Linked DNA regions of Homo sapiens: region 2 is linked to region 1. Evidence: read pairs that join two places in POLR2A ChIA-PET (ENCODE). Cell type or tissue: A673. All regions are shown on one strand.

The links. Peaks named below come from ENCODE experiments on the same cell type or tissue, not always from the same donor. Only the 100,000 strongest peaks of a DNase experiment are listed, where the experiment ranks them.
Region 2: POLR2A ChIA-PET joins it to region 1 with 10 read pairs; 5 of 35 experiments call an interaction of 5 or more read pairs at or near these places.

The regions. Positions count from the first base shown.
Region 1 is chr12:108,713,490-108,718,489 of GRCh38, reverse strand. All of the region lies in intron 1 of CORO1C (coronin 1C), which reads left to right. Among named protein-coding and RNA genes, the nearest start is that of CORO1C, 16 kb to the left of the region's middle. RefSeq lists enhancers at 2,052-2,741, 2,742-3,432, 3,433-4,123. In A673, no CTCF peak of the experiment used is centred here; DNase peaks (open chromatin) are centred at 1,029 and 2,799; H3K27ac peaks cover 832 bases.
Region 2 is chr12:108,762,991-108,767,990 of GRCh38, reverse strand. No RefSeq gene overlaps it. Among named protein-coding and RNA genes, the nearest start is that of CORO1C, 34 kb to the right of the region's middle. In A673, no CTCF peak of the experiment used is centred here; no DNase peak of the experiment used is centred here.

The DNA of each region.
Region 1 (5,000 bases):
GCTCACTGCAACCTCTGCCTCCCGGGTTCAAGTGATTCTCCTGCCTCAGCCTCCTGAGTAGCTGGGATTACAGGCATGTGCCACCACACCCCACTAATTTTTGTATTTTTTTTTTTTTTTCGAGACGGAGTCTCACTCTTGTCGCCCAGGCTGGAGTGCAGTAGTGCGATTTCAGCTCACTGCAAGCTCCGCCTCCCAGGTTCATGCCTCCTGGGTTCATGCCATTCTCCTGCCTCAGCCTCCCGAGTAGCTGGGACTACAGGCACCCACTGCCACGCCTGGCTAATTTTTTATATTTTTAGTAGAGATGGGGTTTTAACGTGTTAGCCAGGGTGGTCTCAATCTCCTGACCTTGTGATCTGCCCGCCTTGGCCTCCCAAAGTACTGGGATTACAGGCGTGAGCCACCAGGCCTGACCTAATTTTTGTATTTTTAATAGAGATGGGGTTTCACAATATTGGCCAGACTGGTCTTGAACTCCTTACCTCAGGTGATCCACCCGCCTTGGCCTCCCAAAGTGCTGGGATTACAGGTGTGAGCCATTGTGCCCGGCCTAGTTTTCATTTTCAAATAGCATGCTCAATACGTTTTTCTTCAAGCTCCAGACACTTTTGCGAGCAAAAGTACATAATTTTAAAGCCATGGATCCAATTATTAATGTGGAAAGGTAATTATGTTTTAAAAAATAAATTTTAAAGTATTTTTCCCATGGTTTTACTCTTTTCAGATACCTTACTTGTCAACAGAAGGCTCTTTGAAGCTACTACTAAGAGGTAGTAAGTAAGTCTCCACACCAAAGAGAAGGTGGGAAGGCACCCCCAACCATCTGGTTGCATGAGTCAAATTAGGCATCACTGTTGATGCACCCTTCATATCTAAAACAGTTTTAAATTCAGTTGACTTCAAGTCTTTTGGCTCCATCATCTCTGTTTCTACTGGGACTGTGACTTGTGGCCTGGACAACAAGTGCCGTGACTTCCTAACTAGCTTCCCTGAATCCTTTCAGATGCTCCCACGTGCAGATCCATTCTCCAGCTTCATTCAGCGTGAGCTTTTAAAATGCAAATCTAATTATGTCACATACTCATACTTAAAAAATTTCCTATGGCTCCCAAGACTGCAAGTACAGATAAAATCCTTAACATGGCCTAGAAAGCCCTCTGTGATCCGGGTTCTGCTGACCTCGCAGCCTCTTCTACCCTTGCTCTCTGGGCTCCAGCCTCTGTGGGCTAAGTAGTCCAGATTCTGACAAGTGCTTGCTTTTGATACAGACTTTTGATATTTTGTTGTTCCTCCCAGCTGGGACTCACTTTTCTTCTCTTATTGCCCAGTTGACTTCTCATTCTTTGATTTCAGCTTAAGTGTCGCTTCTCTGACTGCTTCTGTTCCCCGATTATTGACTCAGTTACCTTGTGTTCTTCTGCATTCCAGCACTTGCCACAGCGGCATGCTAATGTTTGCACGAATATCTGATTGTGTTGTGTCTCCTGCAGTGGACTGTAAGCTCCATGAGAGCAGGGGCCAGGTCTGCTTGCTCACAGTTGTGTCTCTCATGTCTAGCATGGTGCTAGGCGCATGGTCAAAGCCGAGTGAATAGTTGTTGAACAAAAGAATGACTGGGATTAAGGACCTATTCAACATTCATAGTTGAGTATATATGTAATACGTATAACCCTGTGGATGTTAGTAAGTAATGTGGTTTGCAGTGAGTTGTGTCTGTTTTACTGGGGGGGATGTGGACTGTATCCCAGTGAAAGAAGGATTTCCTGTAGACTCTGATAGGACCCTAGAAATCATTTATTTTAGTTCTTCCATTTTATAGATGAAGAAACAAACAACCAGAGGACCAAAATGATCTAGCTGGGTAGGTAATTATGTCAAGATAAATTTGTGTCTGACATCCAAGCCAGAGATTTTCCTACTCTTCCTTAATGTTCCTTTGAAACACTGTCAGGAGTACATGTTCATTTAATCCATTTAATCTCCGCTTGCCCAAGGTATGGGTTAAAAAGGGAAGGCTGAAATTCTTCAGGTGAAGGTGATTATTTTGTTTTTTGACACTGCTAGTTTTGCCTGTGACTAGCCTTATGAAGTTATTAATAAAAATATCCCCCATCCCTTTTTAAGATATGAGCATCCAGTAATTTCATTTCCTGGTATAACAGTATTGCCAAATAATTAATAAAATTTTATTGTCTACTCCATATGACTAAGTAGTGAAAAACAGACTTAACAAGTTTGAACTGTCATACACAGTGTGTTTTTTACCAGTTGTTGATAAGAAAAGTAGGTCATCAATATAGAAAGAATGTTTAGAAACATATTCAAGGATTTTTTTTTTTTTTTTTTTTTTTTTTTTTTTGCGACAGAGTCTCGTTCTATTGCCAAGCTGGAGTGCAGTGGCGATCTTGGCTCACTGCAACCTCCGACTTCCGGGTTCAAGCGATTCTCCTGCCTCAGCCTCCCGAGTAGCTGGGATTACAGGCGCGTGCCACCACGCCTGGCCAATTTTTGCATTTTTAGTAGAGACGGGGTTTCACCGTGTTAGCCAGGATGGTCTCATTTCCTGACCTTGTGATCCACCCGCCTCGGCCTCCCAAAGTGCTGGGATTACAGGTGTGAGCCACCCCGCCCGGCCTCAAGGATTAATTTTTAAGTGAGATTGCTAGGTCACTCATGTCTATAAAAGTTTTGCGGTTGGTGTGAGACCTCTTGGGATTAATTTGGCTCTTTGAGTTGTGTTCTGCTCTTTGAAGAGAGACACAGAATTAAGCTTCTGAGTCTGGTCTCCTGTGGTGCACTTTAGGGAGATGGCTGCTGCCAGTGTTGTGAGTATGCGGGGGGGAGGGGGGGAGGGAGGAGGCGGGTCAGGTAGCGCCTGCCTTTGTCTTCCCAAGGGACGTTTCTTCAGCAATGCTTTTTCAAAGCTCCAGGGACCAAAAGAGGTGGTTGTGTTTATAAAGATGCTGGTGATAAGCAGAAAATTGGGAGATGTGGAGGGTTGTAAACATGTCATCCTTGCACATTATCTCTGTAATAGAAATATATATTTCTGTCATTGAAGAGCTAGAGATGATTTCGAAGTCCTTATATATTCTCACATTTTAGTAACTGCAAAATTTCTGTAGTGTCATTTCTATTATATTTTAAGTGAGTTACAGGCCTCATTATGGCATCTTTTAGTTCATAAAAGGGTCTCTCTTTAATAAGATGTGAGGGAATTACAGTTTTGTTTTGTTTTGTTTTGTTTTTTTAAGAGACACAGTTTCGCTTTGTCTTTTGGTATCAAGTTCAGTGGTGCAATAATAGCTCAGTGCAGCCTCAGACTCCTGGGCTCAAGGGATCTTCCTGCTTCAGCCTCCCAAAGTGCTGGGATTACTGGTATGAACCACCACACCCAGCCCAGTTTTAGGAATTTTATCTTTTGTCTTCAGGTTCATTATGTGTTACTGTTTTGCTGCTCATTTTACTTCTTGTCAGACTTGATTTTCGGCAGTCATTTTCATAGCGTCACATTACGCTCTGCAATGCGCTCACTGCTTTCTGCTTCACATTGCCAGTGAGTGCTTAGGTTTGACTTTAGGTGGTCCCCAACCAAGTCTCTTTGTAAGAAGTTCCTAAAATGAGTATAGATTATAAAATGTAAATATACGAGTGCTCTTCTTTGAAAACTTTAAAAAGTATGATACCTCTTTATTATACCTCACCTTTTATTTTTATTTTTATTTTTTTTGGGTATCACTGTGTCCCCCAGGCTGGAGTGCAGTGTCGTGATCTTGGCTTACTGCAACCTCTGCCTCCTGGGCTCAAGCAATCCTCCTGCCCTCAGCCTCCTGAGTAGCTGGGACCACAGGCATGCGCCATCATGCCCGGCTAATTTTTTGTATTTTTGGTAGAGATGGAGTTTTGCCATGTTGCCCAGGCTGGTCTCCAACTCCTGAGCTCAGCCTCCCAAAGTGCTGGGAATACAGGTGTGAACCACCGCACCTGTAATGTCTCACCTTTTAGATACTATCCTTGGGGTGTGTGTGTGTGTTTCTAGTGTTTTATGCATGCTCTTTCAGGTTGTTCCTCTTTTTTTTTTTTTTTTTTGAGACTGACTCTCGCTCTGTTGCCAGGCTGCAGGCTGGAGGAGTGCAGTGGCGCGATCTTGGCTCACTGCAACATCTGCCTCCCGGGTTCAAGCAATTCTCCTGCCTCAGCCTCCCGAGTAGCTGGGACTACAGTTGTGCGCCACCACGCCCTGCTAATTTTTGTATTTTTAGTAGAGATGGGGTTTCACTATGTTGGCCAGGATGGTTTCAATCCCTTGACTTCGTGATCCGCCCACCTCGGCCTCCCAAAGTGCTGGGATTATAGGTGTGAGCCACTGTGCCCGGCCCAGGTTGTTCTTTTCTTGGACAACTGAGCACATAGTCCTCTGGCTAAGCTAAGGATTTTCAGTGAGAAGTAAGATTTGCTTCCTTGGTCATAACAGATACCCTCTTGTTTGTCTCAGTACATTTGAATGCCTACAGCTGGTTTCTGTATTTTGATTTTTCCATTTTTACTCATATTTATAAAGTGTAGGCAAAGTGCAGTTTCACATTTAAAGTGTTACACAAACTGGCCAACTGGACTGGGGGCTGTCAAAGCAGCACCCACAGGACAGAGCTCTAAGTGCCATTGTTGGCTGATGTGGAGAAACTGAATTGTATATATGATTCGGGATTGATTGTTGGAAAAGTATGACAGTTCATGGGCTGAAAAGTTGGAACTGCTCCGTACTTTGTAGTTCAAGGTCACTGCATCTTTCTCAGAAGTTCTTTATCTTTGGAGGAGTTATACGTCTTCAGGCTGAAACGTGACGGGCCTGGAATTGATGAGCTTTGGAACTCTCTCCAGGCCTAGCTCTGTGAGGCCCGAGCCTGGAGGCTTCTTGGTAGATCTTATTTGCATTTTCTCTTTATTCTTAGAAACTTTAAAAACTAAATGATATTGAGTTATTGAATTGAAACAAA
Region 2 (5,000 bases), 50 kb before region 1:
CCAGCTACTCTGCAGGCTGAGGCAGGAGAATCGCGTGAACCCAGGAGGTGGAAGTTGCAGTGAGCCGAGATCGTGCCATTGCACTCCAGCCTGGGAGACAGAACAAGACTCTTGTCTCAAAAACAACAACAACAACAACAAAAAACTGAGCTTATAGTGAGTGGGTTCAAGTTGCAGAAATGGGATTTGAACCTCCACCCTCCTTCCAGGCCTGTCTGACTTTAAAGCCCCGTGCTTTTTTCTGCTAATAATGCAGATCGTCTCCATGAAAGCCACACAGGCTGGATTCTCAGCAGGAATGGCCAGGGGTCCTACCTCTTGTCGGTGCCACCCATCAGCTCTCTGAGGCCACTGCCCTGAAGGATCTTCGGCGATCCCTGGGGAACACCTCTCAGCTGATGTGGACAGGGCATCACTGGTATAGCCTCATGCCATGACCCAAAGCTTCCAAATGGAACGGAGGAGGGCCCCCATCACAGAAGTCCAACAGGGACCCCTGGATTGGGCGTGAAAGAGTGAGAAGAAATGGGGGTTGTGTGGGGAATTGGGTGTGGGAGTGTTCCTACCAGACTAAAGAACTGATGGGCGAGGCCAGGTGCGGTGGCTCATGCCTGTAATCCCAGCACTTTGGGAGGCAGAGGTGGGCGGATCACAAGGTCAAGAGATGGAGACCATCCTGGCCACAATGTGAAACCCATCTCTACTAAAAATAGGAAAAAAAAAAATTAGCTGGGCGTGGTGGTGCAAGCCTGTAGTCCTAGCTACTTGGGAGGCTGAGGCAGGAGAATCACTTGGACCCGGGAGGCAGAGGTTGCAGTGAGCCGAGATCACACCACTGCACTCTAGCCTGGTGACAGAGCAAGACTCCATCTCAAAAAAAAAAAAAAAAAAAAGAAGAACTGGTGGGCCAGGTGTGGTGGCTCACCTCACACCTGTATCCCAGCACTTTGGGAGGCCGAGGCAGGCGGATCACTTGAGGTTCAGGAGTTCGAGACCAGCCTGGCCAACATGGGGAAACCCCATCTCTACTAAAAGTACAAAAATTAGCCAGGCGTGGTGGCAGGTGTCTGTAATCCCAGCTACTCGTGAGGCTGAGGCATGAGAATTGCTTGAACCCAGGAGGTGGAGGTTGCAGTGAGCTGAGATCGCGCCACTGCACTCTAGCCTGGGAGACAGAGTGAGACTCAGTCTCAAAAAACAAAAAAAGAACTGGTGCAAAGGCCCGGAGGTAGAGGTGAGCGCCCTGGCTTCCACAAACTCTAAGCAACCAGTGTCACAGGTGGAGAGCCAGCTGGGGCAGTGGGCGGGACGCAGACCATGCCAGGCCTTGTAGGTCATTGGACTTGACCCTGAGGGCTCTGGGGAGCCAAGGAGGGGCTGCAAACTGCAAAGGATGTGGTCAGCTTTTCCCTCTAGAGCTGCACTGTCCCATGTGGCAGCCGCTAGTTAAATAAATTTAAATAAAACTAAAATAATTTAAATAAATTAAATATTAAAACAGTTAATTAAATAAATTAATTTAAATAAAACTAAATGAGAAATTCTGTTCCCTTGTCACACGTGCCCTGTTTTAAGTGCTCAATGGCTACTTGTGGCTACCCTATTGGACAGCACAGATAGAGAACATTTCCAGCATTGCAGAAAGTTCTGTAGACAGCACAGTGCTAGCGTTCACGCAGGGTTCTGGGTGGGAAGTGTTTTGTGGAGGAGACCAGTAAGGATGGGTTCTAAGGATTCAGGGAGAGATGTACGTGCCCAGTGCCTTGCATGGTCCCTAGAACACAGTAGGTGCACAATGAAAGGCCACTGAATGGATGAATGGCCTGGATCAGAGTGGGATGGTGGGATGGAGGTGAGAGGATGATGGCAAGAGAACTTCAGAAGGCTAAATTTGTTGTTGTTGTTGTTGTTTGTTTTTTGGGACGGAGTCTTGCTCTGTTGCCAGGCTGGAGTGCAGTGGCGCGATCTCAGCTCACTGCAACCTCTGCCTCCCGGGTTTAAGCGATTCTCCTGCCTCAGCCTCCCGAGTAGCTGGGACTACAGGCATGCACCACCACGCACAGCTAATTTTTGTATTTTTAGTAGAGATGAGGTTTCACCATGTTGGCCAGGATGGTCTCGATCTCTTGACCTCGTGATCCGCCCACCTCGGCCTCCCAAAGTGCTGGGATTACAGGCATGAGCCACCACACCCAGCCTAAATTGATGGGCCTTGGTGACTGGTGAAGGATGAGGGAAGCACCTCGGTCTGGCTTGGGCAGCTGAGTGGACAGTGGGGTGTTTCCTGAAATGGGAACCCAGGAGGGAAGTCAGGTGTCAGGACGGGGATAAGCTCCACCTGAGGGGCCTGTGGAACTGCCACATGGAGATGGCCACTGGCTGCTCGGCCCTGGAGGTGTGGGCCCAGCAGATTTGGGAATGCATGGGCCTGCCCAGGAGAGAATGAAACGGCAAGAAGAAGGGGCGGGGGAGGGCCCTGGGGACACGAACATTGGAGAGGTGGCCAGAGGGAGAAAGAGTGAAGGCAGCAGAGAGCAGTGCCGTGTCAGGGTCACCAGGCAGGCCTGCAAACCCGGACTAGGAGGCCCTGGATCCGGCCCTAGGAATTTGTCCTTGGAAAGAGAAGATTCAGGGTGGGGAGAGAGAAAGAGCCAAAGCAGAAGCGAGGAGGGGGAGGCAGCAAGTGGGCTACAACTCTCAAAAAGTTTGTTGGTGAAGGGGTTAAGACTGGTATTGAAGGTTGATGCAAGGTTATGGGAGATAATTTTTCCCTTGAGATGGAAAAGATTTGACCTTGTTCCCAGGTTAACAGAAAATGTGTGTGTGTCGGGGGTGTTGCCTAAGGGAAAGATCAGCTCATAAATGGTATTTGTAACATGCTTGTAGGCTGAGGTGGCTCACACCTGTAATCTCAGCACTTTGGGAGGCCATGGTGGGAGGATCACTTGAGTCCAGGAATTCGAGACCAGCCTGAGCAACAGGGTGAAACCACTTCTCTACAAAAAATACAAAAGTGTCATGGCACACACCTGCAGTCCCAGCTACTCAGGAGGCTGAGGCAGGAGGATCACTTGAACCCAGAAGGTCCAGGCAGCAGTGAGCCATGATCGTGCCACTACACTCCAGCCTGGGCAACAGAGTGAGACTCTGTCTCAAAAAGAAAAAAAAAACGACCAACCAACCAACCAACAAAAACCCAGCATGCTTGAGAGTGTGCACCAGTTCGTACAGTGATCTTCTGAATATTCCAGTGAGATAGATCTTCTTATTTATCCCCATTTCAGAGATGAAGAAACTGAGGCCCAGCGTGGCTCAGCAGTTTCCCCATAGTCACACTGGGCAGCTTTTCATAATGTGCACAAAGACTTCATCCAGGCCAGCAGGGTCTGGTTTTGAATCTGGTTCCTTAGGCTCTGCTCCCGGATTAGTCCCCATGCTTTTCCTCCTTTCTATTTTGCTATTGTTGTTGTTTTGTTTTTTTGTTGTTTTTAGACAGACTCTTGCTCTGTCACCCAGGCTGCAGTGCAGTGGTGAGATCTCTGCTCACTGCAACCTCTGCCTTCCGGGCTCAAGTGATTCTCCTACCTCAGCCTCTCGAGTAGCTGGGATTACAGGTATTTGCCACCATGCCTGGCAAATTTTTTTTGTATTTTTAATAGAGACAGGGGTTTTGCCATGTTGGCCAGGCTGGCCTAGAACCCCTGACCTCGAGTGATCCGCCCACCTTGACCTCCCAAAGTGCTGGGATTACAGGTGTGAGCCACCATGCCTGGCTTTTTCCGCCTTTCTGGATAAACAAACCACAAAGTGACTAGGTGCAGTGGCTCATGCCTGTAATCCCAGCACTTTAGGAGGCTGAGGCGGGTGGATCACTCGAGGTCCGGGGTTTGAGATCAGCCTGGCCAGCACGGTGAAACCCCATCTCTACCAAAAATACAAAAATCAGCCGGGTGTGGTGGCACACGCCTGTAATCCCAGCTACTCGGGAGGCTGAGACAGGGGAATTGCTTGAACCCAGGAGGCGGAGGTTGCAGTGAGCCGAGATCGTGCCACTGTACTCCAGCCTGGGCGACAGAGCAAGACTCCATGTCAAAAACAACAACAACAACAAAAACAAAAACAAAACAAAATGAAAACAAAAACAAAACCACGAAGTGATAAAAAAGAAGCACCAAAATTCCCAAGTGGAAATAATTTAGCCAGAGAGCATGAGCAAGGGAAGCCGCTCACAGTACTGCGGTATTTTCAGATTTACAACGTTTACATCCTGCCATCATCTCCTTCCCCAATAAGATGTCTTCTGAATTTGCAATAATATAATAATTATGGCAACTATTTTTAATGCTCTTATTAGGTTATATACCTTGCTAAGCATTTTTTTTTTTTTTTTTGAGGTGGAGTCTCGCTCTGTCACCCAGGCCGGAGTGCAGTGGCGCAATCTTGGCTCACTGCAAGCTCCGCCTCCCGGGTTCAAGCCATTCTCCTGCCTCAGCCTCCCGAGTAGTTGGGACTACAGGCACCCGCCACCAAGCCTGGCTAATTTTTTGTGTTTTTAGTAGAGATGGGGTTTCACCATGTTAGCCAGGATGGTCTCGATTTCCTGACCTCATGATCCTCCCATCTCGGCCTCCCAAAGTGCTGGGATTACAGGCGTGAGCCACTGCGCCCAGCATACCTTGCTAAGCATTTAAATGATATCTAATTAACTCTCGCAGCAACCATGAGAGGTAGGCCATATTACTCTTTCCTTTTTAAGTTAGCAAATGGGGGCACAGAGAGGTGAAGTGACTTGCCCAGGGCCACACAGTACATCTTTGGCAGAGATGGAAGTCAAAGCAGGGTCTGTTTGTCACCACAGCTTGTGCCCATCTGTCAAACTACTTTATTAGTGTTAAAATCATAGCAGAAAGTCTTGTTATTCTGTCACATCCGGCTTGCTGACTGAGGTGGGGGGAAAGTTAGCATCCCATTCTATCAGCTGATCAGCCTGTTCTTCCTTA